2 separate regions of the Mus musculus genome follow, and region 1 is linked to region 2. Evidence: chromatin contacts called from ENCODE POLR2A ChIA-PET data. All regions are on one chromosome and are shown on one strand. Each heading gives the region's core, a stretch centred on a gene start or an enhancer-like site at or near the end of the contact. The rest is flanking DNA. Distances are from core to core; before and after follow the strand shown. Region 1 holds the start of Carmil1 (capping protein regulator and myosin 1 linker 1). Region 2 holds the start of H1f1 (H1.1 linker histone, cluster member).

Region 1 (7,263 bases), core at 790-3,289, 520 kb after region 2:
AAAGATATGTCATACACAGCTTACAGGCCTTAAAGGAGAAGTTTAGGAAAAGGCAGCGAGGCCTTTGCAGTCTGTTTTAACTGATCAGCTAAAATGCTTGTGAGCTCCTGGAACCAGCAACATCGGTGAACCCCACCACCACCAAAGCCTAACCAGACAACACAGAGGCCTAGGAAAATGCTATTAGACAAACCACAGAAGGGCAATGAAGAGAATACACCAAATGGTTAGCTGGAGAAGGGTCCTTCGAGCCACCATCCTTCCAAAATCACCAATATACAATACTGACTCAACACAAAAGTTCCTTTCAAAAGAGGGGTCAAATTCACCTTTTAAACATACTTAAGTACTGAGAACCGCTGATAAACAGCAGCATCTTTTTATTTCACCGTTTACACTTTATCTGGAGTCCAAATCACCTAAACTTCAGGTCCCAGGACAATGCTACATGATTTTCTAGAAATCTGCCACCCTTGGAGGCATCTTTGGAGCCTCCAGCGTTAGTTTCGTGTTCAGGCAGGGTGTTGGAAACACCCAGAACCGGATGGGCCACTCGATAATGTCTCAGAAAGAGTCTCGAAATTGAGGAGACAAAGTAGGGGGTGTGCACAAATACCTTACTTCGTGTGTGTGTGTGTGTGTGTGTGTGTGTGTGTTGGCATGTTTTCAGTTCAACAAAGGCAGAGTTCCATACAAAACGGGCAACAGCTTCTTCCCGCCAAGTTTTACCTGCAGAGTGAGCAGCTTTGCGGGGGCACACCATGCCCTCTCAAGTATCAATGCTGGGTGGACAGCAGAGGGGCAAATTCCAGACTATGGTGAATCGGTGAGAACGTTCCCTCCTTGTCAGCGCCCAGGGAATCCAGGGAACATCAAGTGTGTGCCCAGTATTCCTCAGGGAATACCAGTCACTGGAGCTCAAAGTACGTCCATAAAGTCATATTCACCTTAGTGCAAGTCAACGCACTCCACACGAGCATAAGCGCTGGTTTCCAGCGCTCCTAGCCCATTTGTCTTCTGCCATTTAACCTTTCCAGATAAAGCTAAGCTCCAGGACTTAAATTCCAAGCAATGCTCTCTCTGCCCTCTGCTCCAAAAGAAGACACCCCCTCCCCCAATAAGGGCCTCAAGCAAACCAGTCACCTGGCACAGGGTAACACACGTGTTCCCAAAGAGACTGAAGGTGGTCGGCAGGTTAATCATTATTAAAATGAGGCGTTTATCATTAACCCTCCATTTCCTGGACTGAGAAGGCATCGGCCGGGTAACCCTCTAGCTTCCAACTCAATCCTCAAAGCCACGCCTTGTCAGGCTGGGTCCTGACGCTGGACGGGCGCCTCCATCCCTGAGGCCGTCAGTAAGAGGGGCAGCCCCAAACGGGAATTTCCTGGAGGGTGCCTGACATGAGCCCGAGGGAACCTACAGTCGCCAGGCATCCTCCTTGCTAGGCTTTACCAGACTTTCCAGAGTTTGGGACCAGGGAGTTGGCCACTGGAAGGGACGCCCCTCCAGCTCCATCTTCCGCCAACCTGACTCACCTGGTGGGGCTGAGCAGGGAGATCTGCGTGGAGTCCCCCAGGGCTCCAGATTCCTCTCCACTCCTTCTTCTCTCTCTGCACCCAGTTCCTGCGGCCATCGGGCCAGCAAACTTCTAGCCTCTCCCCCCACCCCGCCCCCTCCCCCGGCGACCCTGCCCCACGCCACTTGCGCAGGAGAGCGCGGAGACTGCGAGAGGACGGAGATGGGAAGGGAGGCGGAAAGGAGGTGTGCGCAGAGAAAGATGGCCAGTCGGCCCCCGCGCCAAGCTTACCCATTAACTCCCGGGGGACATCGGAGCTCTCGTCGGTCATGGTTGCCCCACTGGGCGCGGGGAGATCCCGGGTCCCACTCTCTGACTCTCGGCCCCGCGCCCTTCTTCAGACCCTTTAATGTTTCCGCGAGGAAGCCGCAGCTTGCAAGGAAAGAGTGGGCCGGCCGGAGCAGCGGGGCGTTGATCCAAGGTTGCCGCGCGCCCGCAGTACCAAAAAAAAAAAAAAAAAAAAAAAAAAAAAATCCTAAGAGTTGAAAATCCGAGCTGGCTCTGCGGCCGTCGCTACATGCCTCCCTCTCGGCTCGCTGCTTCAGGGGCCGAACGCAAGGCGGCTGCAACACCGGCTTCTTCCCGGGCGGGCGCCGCGCAGCCCGGCCTCTGCGCCGCACCTTGGGCGTAGGTGAAGCGGAAGGCGAGGGTTGGGCCGCCTGGCTGGTCTCGGCCTCCTGCGGGCTGGGCTGGGCAGGGGCGGGCCGGCTCTGCTCTCCTCCTTCCCCTTCTCCCGCTCCTCCTCCTCTCCTTCACCCTCTCCTGCTCCTCCTCCTGGTCCCCCTGCGTCTCCTCCCCGCCTCGCGAGAGCGGCCTCCGCACGGGTCCCCGGCCGGCCTCCGGGCCTGGGCGCACGGTGCCCGGCGCGGGGCACAGCCCGGGGACCGACGCGGTGCTTGGCTGCGGTGGCTGCTGCCTTGACTGCTGCGGCGGCGCCGGGCTCGGCGCCCCTCCTCGCAGCCTCGCTTCGGTGCAGCAGACGCTTGCGTCTGGAGAGGGATAGACCGTGCAGTTGAGAGAGCCCGAGAGCCATCTGCTGGCTGCCAGCGTGGAGGGCCCGGGCTGCGCGAGGGTTTATCCCCCAAATCCAGGCAGGCCAATGGACCCTGAGGCTCAGAGCTGCAGAGCCCCCAGCGCGGAAGCTAGTGCTTTCTGAGATCCTTTCGTGCACTTCTGGATCTCGGGCCCCGCTGAGCCTTGTGTCTTCGCACCCTCATTGTTAATTCCCCATCTATGTTGATTAAGAGCTACATGCAATCAATAGACAACCGTAAGATGGCAAGACAGGGGCCCCTTTGGAAAATGCCTTTTAATGGCGACCCAGTCTCCTTAAGCTTGGGGCAAATCGGAGGACCAGACATGGTTGCCAAAAGCTGGAATATTCCTGCTGCTAAATCTGATTCAATTTTACCCAACCCATCCAACCTTCCCAGAGGAAAGATCTCAGGTTCTGGAGTACTTATGTGCACTTCCATCACCCAAAGAGAATGTCCCTGACTGACCAATCAGGTTCCTGCTTTAAAGGGTTGAAAAGAGGGAGAGGGGAAAAGAGGGGGAAACACTGGCCTCTGGCAGCTTAGGTTCTGTTATTGTAGTTGTATTGGTTGGTGGATGGGTGGGTGGGTTAGTTTTTGAGACAGGGTCTCAATATGTAACCCAGGTTGGCCTGGAACTTGCTAACTAGACCAAGCTTGTCATGTCTACAAAGCAAAGATCTGTCTCCCTCTGCCTTTCAGAGTGCCGGTGTCACAGGGAAACATCTGACTGTTAAGTCTACTATTGGTGGTTTGATTTTTTTTTTCCTTTTTTTTTTTTTTTTTTTTTTAAGTGTCTCACTGGTAGGCTAGGCCACAGTTCTCCTGCCTCGGCCTCCAGGTGCCAGGATCCTGGCATGTGCTATTAGGCTGAGTTGGTAGTCTGGTTTTGAAGACTGCTATGGACCTTGCTTTTCTAAGAACAATGTTTAGTTTCCTCTAGAGTACTGCTGGTTGAGCTCTTTCCTTGGGAAGACTGTAAACAGACACCCTCCTTGCAGGGCTCCAACCACAGAGTTCCGTTTCATCAAAGTCCATCTTGGAGAACCAATGTGGTTACTGGACTTACACAGAACACGGGTGAGGGGTTACTTACTGGAGTGTGGGTGACCCTAAAGCAGTCATGTACCCTTACATGGATGAAGATTTCCTCACAGCTCTACAAATGGAGCCCCACTTTTAACTGGGAGTCCACATTTTATATACACAGCCACAGGCAGTTAGGGCCAAATCACATACCACTGGCTCCGAGTGTAGAAGAGAGCAGCTGGAATCTCACGTAAGGTACTATTGGCTCCCCCATCCCTTCCTTCAACAGTCAAGAGATTTCTTACAAGTATTCTAATGAAAACGGTGCTTGTAGTGCTGGAACCATACCTTCTACAGCAGATAATCTGATGATGGCTTCCCCTTCCCACCTGGTTCACCCCACTCCATCCCTGAATCAGACAGCGAGACTCCATTCTTTTAAATGTACTATTACTGTATGTGCACATAATGGGCCAGTTGGGGGTTTGTGGGGGTCACAGGACAACTTGTGGATTCAGTTTGATCCCTCTGTGGGTTCATCCCAGAGATCAAACTCGGCTTTCTGACAACGGCCTTTACCAGTTGAGCCTTCTCCCAGTCCCCCAGACTCTACTCTCTCCAAGACTCTCTTCAGGTATCTGCTTCTTACTGTTTACAAACCTATCATTTGTGTACCTTCTTCATAAAATTTCTTCAGGGCTTTTCAGATCTCTGAGATTCCTAAGACTGAAACACAACACACTTAAAAGCTCAAACATACGAGGGCCTCCCTTTATTCTTGTGTCTTTGTCCAGTTTTACCATTTAACCCTTGAATCCTGGATTGGGGTAGGGGAAGGGAGAGTTGGTGGTTTCCTAACTAAACAGTAGGCACTTTGAAGGCAGGAAATGTAGAAAACATCTGTGTGCTGTTGGAGATTGAACCCAGGGCCTCTTGCACACTGCCGGAGGAGCCTCTGCCTCAATGACCTGGATAAGGCAGATGTCCAATAAACACCAGTGAGCGTGAGCTTTCTACCTCAGACCTTTAACTCAGTTAATAACATTGGCAATTTGTTTAAATTACATATTCCCTCAATATATCCTACCTGAAGAAGGTGGAAATTACCACTCCAAACAGCCTTTCAAATACCTGTGGCTTAACAGGCTCTTTTCAGGGACATACTAGTGAAGTTTCAAAAATAGCCCTGAAGGCTCCACACAGTAGGGAACTTGTGAATATAAGAACAAAGATCGTTGTCTCTTTGGCCTGAGAGGTACAAGGGGACTGGAAGGTTGAGTGCCAACCCTGCATTCCAGCACTCAATTTTTGTGTTTAATAATTTTTTTAAGATTTCTTTTTAAGCTTTATTTTCTGTGTATGTGTGTGTGTCTCTGTGTGTGTGTCTGTGTGTGTGTGTGTGTGTGTGTGTGTGTGTGTGTTAGTGCACCAGTTGTATGCAATGCCTGAAGAGGCCACAAGAAGGTGTAAGACACCCAGCCGCTGGTGCTGGATTTCTGGAGGGTTGTAAGCCTTCATGTAGATGTAGTCTATGAACTATAGTACTATATAAGAGTATCTATCTAGTGTTCCTAACTGATAAGTCACTCCCCCACCCTTTTGGTACTTTGAGACAAGGTGTTACTGACAGCCCAACCTGGTCTCAAACTTACTTTGTAGCCAAGGGTGACCTTGAACTCTCAATCCTCCCTGTCTACTTCATGAATACTGAATTATAGGCACACACACCATCCTGCCTGGTTCTATGGTGTCAGGATAGAACTCAAGGCTTCTAAATCTTAGGCAAGCATGCTACCATCAAAGCTCCATCTGCAGCCCCCTAAACTTTATTTGATTTTGTTTTTTATTTTCTGAGATAGAGTCTTACTCTGTAGGCTAAATTAACCTGGAACTCATTTTCTAGCCAAAGTTAGGCTTCAAACTCATGGTGATCTTTCTACCTCCGAATGCACCTTACTCTGATTACAGGCAGAAGATACCAGGTCTGCACTTGAACGTTTAAAAAATGTTGTGTAGCCCATGCTAGCCTGACTCATGGTAGTTCTTCTCCAGAAGTCTCTCAGGCTGGTGTGAGATTTTCCCAGCATTTTCCCATCTCTTCCATGCTGTTCACTGACCCCAGGTCTTTGTGTGCTGGACAAGTGTTCCTTCCCTGGGTACCAACCAGACCTCACTTTAAGATGTTAAACACAGTGCGGTAAATTTGACACATACTGGATGACAAGGTTAATTTGGGAAATGATGTGTGTGTTATTTTAAATTCAAACATGAACATTTGTGCCACTATAGCACATTTTTGCTTTCCATTATGATTAGAAAATACAATCTGAATAAAGTAGTTGTCAAAAGTACTTAATGCTTTCCTCATATCTTAAGATCTTTAGACCAATTTTTGCCTAGTGATTAAGCCCATGGTGACAAAACAAACTGAAATGGGGAGATCAGTATGCTAACAGAACTCCAACTTATCTAGGATACTTTCTGATCTTGCCAAAGACAGTGAGAACCAATAGCATTTCCAAAAATGTGTGTGTGTGTGTGTGTGAGAGAGAGAGAGAGAGAGAGAGAGAGAGAGAGAGAGAGAGAGAGATCCAGCTTCTCGTTCTACCACATGGGCCCCAGGGACTGAAGTCAGGTCATCAGGAGTGGCAGCAGGCACCTGCATCCCTGGAGTCATCTCACCAACACCAGTGTGGTGGTCTGAATATGCTTGGCCCAGGGAGTGGCACTCTTTTGGAGGTGTAGCCTTGTTGGACGAACAGTGTCACTGTGGGTGTGGGCTTTAGGATCCTCATCCTAGTTGCCTGAAAGCCAGTCTTCTACTGTCTGCTTTTGGATAAAAATATAGAACCCTCAGCTCCTCCTGCACCATGCCTGCCTGGGCACTGCCATGCTCCCGCCTTGATGATAATGGACTGAACCTCTGACCCTGTAAGCCAGCCCCAATTAAATGTGTGCTTATAAGAGCTGGCTTGATCGTGGTGTCTGTTCACAGCAGTGAAACCCTAAGACACCCAGTTAACAGCATTTCACTTTCCATGTAATTGTATGTATTTATTTGTATTTATTTGTCTGTTTCCTTCATTGAGGAAGCAAAGCAGAGGTTTGCCAGGATCGGAAAGTGTCCTACCACTGAACTGTATCTCTGCCCCGTACCTTTTAGAGATTGTAAAACAAATCTCCTACCCTAGAAACTACCATGCATCAAGGGTCCTTCATAAAGAAGTACATAAAATGGAACTGAGAGCTCACCCTTATAATACTAATATTTGCAACCCGACACAAAAAGAGTTCAAAGCCAGATTGGACTACTTAGTTCCAGGACAGCCTTGGTTAGAATGAGACTCTCCTAAAATAAAATAAAAAGATAAAGATGTCCTTCTCAGTGTTAATGGAGATGTTTCAAAAGTGTGTAGGGCCAACCAATAGTGTAGCTAAGTGACCAGCACTTGGCTGTCTCATGTCTGAATGCCTGATTGAACTCCCAGTACCACCAAATAAATAAATAAAGTCTGTGATGTGAAATAATTTGGGAATATATTTAAGAAGACTTAGTTTACAGACTGGGGTGCAGTTCAGCTTATAGAGTACTTGCATAGCATGCCTAGAGCCCCAGCGTTA
Region 2 (7,508 bases), core at 2,749-5,248:
ATCAAGAGAGATCACATTTTCTTGTTCTTCTGTCTGCTCTCCTCCTGAAACTTTCCAGGATGTATTATCCATGAATTATATGCATTAGTTTAAGATGAAGCTATGCTGAATAGTTCATTTTTCTACCAGAAATTCACGGTTGGAAAACAGGAATTCCCAAATCAAGGAGAGATACTTAGACCTAGCTAATAGCGACAGGATGAGGTTCAAAACTCTCCTTTTTAAATGATGACTAAAATAAAGACAATCGAAAGAAAAAATACATAGACAACAAAACCACAAGAAGATGAAGATGGAGGAGGAAGGCAAAAAAGTGCCAGCAAGCTGGGTGTGGTGGTAAACAGTAATGCTAGAACTTGGGTGAAGGATCAAGTTGTCTAGGCCATTCATTGCAGGAAAAGTTATTTTCCTATTTTCAGTCACAAAGTGAGCTCACATCCCCTTCACCTGTGCTCTCAAACTGTCACTGCTTCACCCCAAAATTGTAGCAGCTTTCCTCAATCTGCCTACACTGGCCAATCACATTAACAAAAATCAGACTACAGGAAGCTATTCCAAGAACACCCCTGCCTTTACCAACCTTGGCCACGGGGTGAAGCTGTAAAGGGGGTCATGAAATGGAAGCTACTATACTTACACGGCATTAGAGTTCTCAAATACAATGCCATTTATCTTAGTTGTGTAATCACCATGTTAAGACATGAATCCGCTGGGACTCTGCCTGTTCTGAGAAAGAGAAACAAAACAAAACAAAAAACAATTTTTGCCATTGCATTGTTGGCAAAAAGGCCACATCTCAGGGCAAATGGTTGAGAATTATGAGGAATGTTTAGTTCTGCCTTACATGGACTTTACTTGAACCCCGCCCGGACTTACAGACGTTTTTAATGTGGTTAGATGAGAACCATGCTTAACTGCTTTCCTATCCCTCACTCAGGCTTTCCTCAAGGAACAGAGTTTAGCTGCGCACACTTAATAAGGCAGTATTTCTTTTCCAAGAAAATGGTGCAAACTTGACCTTACAATTCTCCAAAGGCACTCAAGGTTTATTTACTCAATTTCTCTATATTCTGAGATGCCCAAGCTGTTAGGTGGTTCAGTATTACAGCGCTTTTTCAGGGAATGTGGGCGGCCCTGAGAAGGGCCTTTGGTTAGAAAATACAAATTAAAAAAGTCTTAGCCGCCGAATCCGTAGAGGGTGCGGCCCTGGCGCTTGAGCGCGTAGACCACGTCCATGGCGGTGACGGTCTTGCGCTTGGCGTGCTCCGTGTAGGTGACGGCGTCGCGGATCACGTTCTCCAGGAACACCTTCAGCACACCGCGGGTCTCCTCGTAGATGAGGCCGGAGATGCGCTTCACTCCCCCGCGCCGGGCCAGGCGGCGGATGGCGGGCTTGGTGATGCCCTGGATGTTATCGCGGAGAACCTTACGGTGGCGCTTAGCGCCGCCTTTGCCCAGGCCTTTTCCTCCCTTGCCGCGACCCGACATGTCTTAGGAAGAATGGAAAATGGAGTCAGAGCTGAGAGTCGGTCCTTTATATAGCTGCTTGGCCTTGATCTCCCACCCCCAACAGAATCACACAAACGAAAACCCGCCCGCCGGACGGTGACGTCATAAACCCCGCCAATAAGACCTGGCGGGAAAGAACCGAAAGCGCCCGGGCGGGAAAGTGACGTCACAAATCCCTCCCATCAACCATGCCCCGAAAGCGCGCCGGCGGGAAAATGACATCACAAACCCCGCCCCTCAGCCAAGACCCGAAAGCGCGCCGGCGGGAAAGCGACATCACTGATCCCTCCTCTCAGCCATGCCGGGAAAGACGCAAAAGCCCGCCGGCGGGAAAGTGACTTCACAAATTCCGCCCCTCAGTCACGACCAGAAAGCGCGCCGGCGGGAAAGTGATGTCACATATCTCGCCCATCAGCCCCGCCCCGAAAGCCGGACGGCGGGAAAAGTGACATCACAGACCCCTCTCTGGATCGGAGCCCTATAAGGACCGAAAGCCTGCGAGTAGGTCACGTCAGAGATCCGACCTGTACACTTTACGCATATTCCACGGGTAAAACCAGACAATCAGTTGACCTATTTTGTACTTGATATCAACTTTGGGCTGTTATAAACTCAAGTTTTGGGGAATATCCACCGTTATAGACACTAGGGAATATATAGGTTCGTTTAAGGATGGAGTAAATTACAGCCATTTTACTTGAAATCGTGTGTGGCTCTGAAAAGAGCCTTTGGTTAATTCCGTAGAACTGTACGGAACTGTACAATTACGCCCTCTCCCCGCGGATGCGGCGGGCCAGTTGGATGTCCTTGGGCATGATGGTGACACGCTTGGCGTGGATGGCGCACAGGTTGGTGTCCTCAAACAGACCCACAAGGTAGGCCTCACAGGCCTCCTGCAGAGCCATGACGGCCGAGCTCTGGAAGCGCAGGTCGGTCTTGAAGTCCTGCGCGATCTCGCGCACCAGGCGCTGGAACGGCAGCTTGCGGATCAGCAGCTCGGTCGACTTCTGGTAGCGCCGGATCTCGCGCAGCGCCACGGTGCCGGGACGGTAGCGGTGAGGCTTCTTCACGCCGCCGGTGGCCGGGGCGCTCTTGCGGGCGGCTTTGGTGGCTAGCTGCTTGCGCGGGGCCTTGCCGCCGGTGGACTTGCGAGCGGTCTGCTTAGTACGAGCCATAGCAAAAACTAGAAAGCAAGCTGGTGAGCACTTGGAGATGGTGAGTTCAGAACTACTATTTATAGTATGCAAAGGATAGTGATTGGATGAAAATACTGGTTATCTGTGACGTTTAAGACTCTGATTGGTTTATGTTTAAGAACTGCAGTTGAGGCTAAGGTAGTCTGCCGCGGTACTTATTTTTGTATGTGTGTGTTTTAAAGTAAATGGAATAAAATTCCAGTGACTGTTATCTTCTACAGCACATCTGCTTCCAAACACATTGCAGCTTGGACTTAGTGGCATTGAAGAATAGAGAACAATCTTGTTATCTTCATTATTGAAATGTAACAATGTGACTTCTACATTGAAGGAGAGTAGGCCAGATTCTACCTTTTGATTGGTTTACTGCCTTTCGTAAATAGCCACTAAAACAGCAGATTTAGAACTCTTCATTTGCGTGGAAAGTCTCCATTTTGTTGCAACCCACACTGTAAAGAAATGGAGAGAAACATGGGAGTAAAAGTACAGACGTCTGACTCGGGTTATTCTGAGCATTTCTTCATTAAATGGCTGTACTTGTATGGATGCTTTGAGTTCTTGCATTTGGAGCTTGAATTTTCAAAATACTTTCACGCATTTTTGGCCAGATATCACTGATACGTTCGAAAACAATTTTTTAACTATAAACTATAGAAATCGTCATACCATGTTAGGATTGCACTTTTAAATTCTTTAAAAAAAAAAATGGGCAAGACTTTCCCAGAGCTATTGTGTACTTGCATATCCTGGGAAAAGTCGTGTCCTGCCTTTTCTCTTTTTATTTGAGCCACTACTGGCTCACAATATGAAATCACTGTCGCAAGCTGACACTCCTTAAAAGAACACTAAGCCTCTTGCATAACTAAAATATAAAGTAACGATACATTGCTCCCATTACTGCCAAGAATCAATACTGAAACCCGCAGAGAAGGCCCACAAGCTGGCTTTCTGGGTTTTAATTGACTAATTTACAGCCACCTTTCACTAGTTGAGCTCCTTTTTGATAGGCATCTACCACTTTCTGATGATAAAACAGGAGAGTACAAGGAGAATCTGCTGTGGTTGAAATTCCACCTCAAGCAGCCAGCCGGAGAAGTTTTGAGGCCGCCTCCTCTACCTGCAAAAACACGAAGCTAGGTCGGTGGAATCGCAAAGGAGTTAGTTTCTGAAATCTTGCAGGCAGACAGGCGCACGGGAGGCGGGGCCTTAGGGTCCAGGGGGCGGGCGTTAGCATTCACCAATCACAGCACAGCACTGCTCTATAAATACTCCGTGCAGGGGCCTTGTCTTTCTACTTCTTTTCTTCGTCTTGGGTATAGCTGTTGTTTATTCATCAGCAACCATGTCGGAGACGGCGCCAGTCGCTCAGGCTGCTTCTACTGCCACGGAGAAACCTGCTGCTGCAAAGAAGACCAAGAAGCCGGCAAAAGCTGCCGCTCCTCGGAAGAAGCCCGCGGGACCTTCGGTGTCGGAGCTCATCGTGCAGGCAGTTTCTTCTTCCAAAGAGCGCAGTGGCGTGTCCTTGGCCGCGCTCAAGAAGTCGCTGGCTGCGGCGGGATACGATGTGGAGAAGAACAACAGCCGCATCAAACTGGGGCTGAAAAGCCTGGTGAATAAAGGCACACTGGTGCAGACCAAGGGCACCGGCGCTGCTGGCTCTTTTAAGCTGAACAAGAAGGCTGAGTCCAAGGCCATCACCACCAAGGTGTCAGTGAAGGCGAAAGCATCCGGGGCTGCTAAGAAACCTAAGAAGACTGCTGGGGCTGCAGCTAAGAAGACTGTCAAGACTCCGAAGAAGCCCAAGAAGCCTGCAGTTTCCAAGAAGACTTCCAAGAGCCCCAAGAAGCCGAAGGTGGTGAAGGCCAAGAAGGTAGCCAAAAGCCCTGCCAAGGCGAAGGCAGTGAAGCCTAAGGCTTCCAAGGCGAAAGTGACAAAGCCAAAGACCCCAGCTAAGCCCAAGAAGGCAGCGCCCAAGAAAAAGTGAACAGTTGGAGGCTTCTTCTATAAATAACCCAACGGCTCTTTTCAGAGCCACCAACATAACTCAAAGAGCCTGACACTTGTTTCACACTATAACAACTGCATTTGGGTACAAGCCTGGTGGGATTTAGGCATTATTAATTTCCCCCAGTAAACTGACAATTTGGGTCAGTCTAGTTTCTAGTTTTATTTCCCTGAGATTCTGGGAAAACAGCCTTGTTAGCCCTGGGAGGCGCTACCCTCTCCAGGTGTGGTGGATAAGCTCTCTATGGTATGGTAGTGCAATGGCCTGGGTGCCTCAACCAGATAAGGTCCTATTTTGCCAATGAGGATGAGAACTCAGGTGCTTGATCAGTAAGAGTGGGCTGCAGCAAGGGTTCACATGCAATAGAGTTTTTTTTGTTTTGTTTTTTTAGGGGGGGGGGGGGGGCCCGAGACCGGTTTCTCAGTGTAGCCCTGACTGTCCTTGAACTCACTCTAGACCAGGCTGGCCTTGAACTAAGAAATCCGCCTGCCTCTGCAGTGCTGGAATTAAAGGCGAACGCCACCACGCCCGGCTGCAATAGAGTTTTTTTAATTCAAGCCCACCAAGACTGTTCCTTACAGGAATGCTAGGTGCTTGGAGGCTTGGTTTTGTGAGGAAGTGGTTATCTCCCATGTACTGCAATGTTCACAGGCAGCTCTTGAAGCCTTTATTGATTTTTGCTAAGTAGCCACTTTTGTCCCTGCATTGATCCTCCTTCCTCCAAAGAGCTAGAGTTAACGCCCCACACCGTGATTTGCTGGGCTCCCTTATTCTGAGCTCAGTTTTTAAATTATTGGGGGTGGGGGGATTGTCTGGAAGTTGAGGGGCAACTTGAAATTGGTTCTCTTCCACTACTTGAGTCCAGGAGACTAGTTAAAGTCATCAGGCTTGGCGGCAAGTTCCTCTTACTCTGAGTGTCTTCTGGCCCTGAATTTAACTTTGTTGTCCTCTTTCAACAAAAAATTAGAAAACCAAGTGTCTGAGGCATTGGCCTGTTATCTCAAGTACACAGGAGGCCAAAGTAGTTTGGATCCTGAATTCAGGCTAGTCTGGGCTATAGAGTCAGAGGCTGTCTTAAACAATTATTTGGTTGGTTGTGGGTGTTTTGTTTTGTTTTTTAAAAAAAAGTTGGGTATTGCTTGTTTTAATGTTTTTTTTTTTTTTTTTAGTTAACTTTTTTTTAGTATTTCACATAAAGTATTGTGCTCATCCATTTGTTAATATGATGCAACAAGTAGGATCTCATACTGCTAACTATAAAGTATATTTTGCATTTACTAAATGACATATTTATTCTAAGAACAGCTCAACTTCCAGAAGTGTCAGTTTCAGCTTCCCCTGCTTAGCGTGTGGGCTCATTCATTTTTATTGAGTCTGAAGGATGTAGAATAATGTCAGTTATTTTTAACTCAGATTTTATATTTGTTGGCTTTATGATTGTTGGCTATTTTAATATTCCTGGGAATAGATTGCTTGTATCATTTGTTTTTTTTCAAAGTGGTCTGTCTTTTTGTTCAATTCTAGGTTTTGTTTGTTTGTTTTAGATATGTTTATTTTTCTGTGTTAGCAGTTTTCCCACATCTCAGTATGTGTACTGTGTGCATGTCCTGGAAGTGTGGGCGCAAGGAACAACCACCCAGGGGTCTCTGCAAGAACAAGTGTTCTTAACCACTAAGCTTTTTCTCCCATTGCGTCTATTGTGGTTTTTAATATAGTAGAAAAATGAATTTTATTTATTTATTTTTTTTAACCAGCAGCATTGCACACAGGTTTTTTTTTGGGGGGGGGTTGTTTGTTTGTTTGTTTGTTTGTTGTTTTTTCCTTTTCTTTTAGTTGTTTGAGACAGGGTTTCTCTGCGTAGCCTTGGCTGTCCTGGAACTCATTTTGTGGACCAGGCAGCCTTGAACCCAGAGATCCACCTTCCTCTGCCTCCTGAGTGCCAGGATTAAAGCTGTGCACCACTACTACCCTGCTGCACAGTGTTCTCATTTTGATGTTCTCTTTATTGTCTATGTGGCATACTTTATTTTCATGTGTGATGCATATTTTGTTTAATGGTTTGAATATTCTATGTAAATGTTTTAATGTGTTAAATATGCAAATGTCTTTAATGACTTCTAGGTATCCAATAGAAAAAAGGACCCCATAAGATCTGGTTGTAAGGCATTTTTCTAATTAGTGATTGATAGGGGAGGTAGGTGGTGCCATCACTACCACTGTGGTCCTGGTTCTGTAATAAAGCAGGGCCAGCAAAATATGATGAGAAAGACAGTAAGTAGCATTCCTCCATGGCTGCTGCACAGCTCCTTCCTGCCTCCAGGTTTCTGACCTGTTTGAGATCCTGTCCAGACTTCTTTCAATGAAGAACAGCAATATGGAGGTGTAAGCAAAATAAACCCTTTCTCCCCAACTTGCATTTTGGTCATGGTGTTTCATTGCAGGAATAGCAGCTCTAATTAGGACACAAAGGAAGAGGAAAGAAGCTGTGCCAACCAAGCAGGCAATGACATTGGAAACAAATATATTGCTGTCACTTTGCCTGGCAAATGCTGTTGTCCTTTCCTGCCATGATACAAAGTCCAGCATCTATCTCTGAAGTGGGACCTTGACATACTGAGATAATCATGCCAATAATGGTGTATGAGGGATCTGGTGAGATAGCTCAGTTTGTAAAGTGTTTCACTTGAAAGGGTGAGGAGACAAGTTCAATTCCCAATACTCAGGCACAAAAAGGTCTCTGGCCACACTTGTAATCATCTCCTCTTCTTTCCCTGAAAGTAGTTACCTGTATCCCCTGC

The links. ChIA-PET counts read pairs that join two places held with the same protein, here RNA polymerase II (POLR2A).
Region 1: POLR2A ChIA-PET joins it to region 2 with 19 read pairs in embryonic stem cell. The contact joins the promoter of Carmil1 here to the promoter of H1f1 in region 2. POLR2A ChIA-PET finds 5 or more read pairs at or near these places in 4 of 5 experiments (Patski and embryonic stem cell).

What each region holds. Positions count from the first base shown.
Region 1 is chr13:24,278,751-24,286,013 of GRCm38, forward strand. Carmil1 (capping protein regulator and myosin 1 linker 1) reads right to left here and starts at 2,040. Exons shown (of 38, transcript NM_026825.3): 1 at 1,811-2,040. The coding sequence starts at 1,850.
Region 2 is chr13:23,759,670-23,767,177 of GRCm38, forward strand. H1f1 (H1.1 linker histone, cluster member) reads left to right here and starts at 3,999. Exons shown (of 1, transcript NM_030609.3): 1 at 3,999-4,743. The coding sequence starts at 4,048. The coding sequence ends at 4,689. It overlaps H4c1 (H4 clustered histone 1), which reads right to left and starts at 1,580. Exons shown (of 1, transcript NM_178192.2): 1 at 1,126-1,580. The coding sequence starts at 1,488. The coding sequence ends at 1,177. H3c1 (H3 clustered histone 1) reads right to left here and starts at 2,717. Exons shown (of 1, transcript NM_013550.5): 1 at 2,216-2,717. The coding sequence starts at 2,684. The coding sequence ends at 2,274.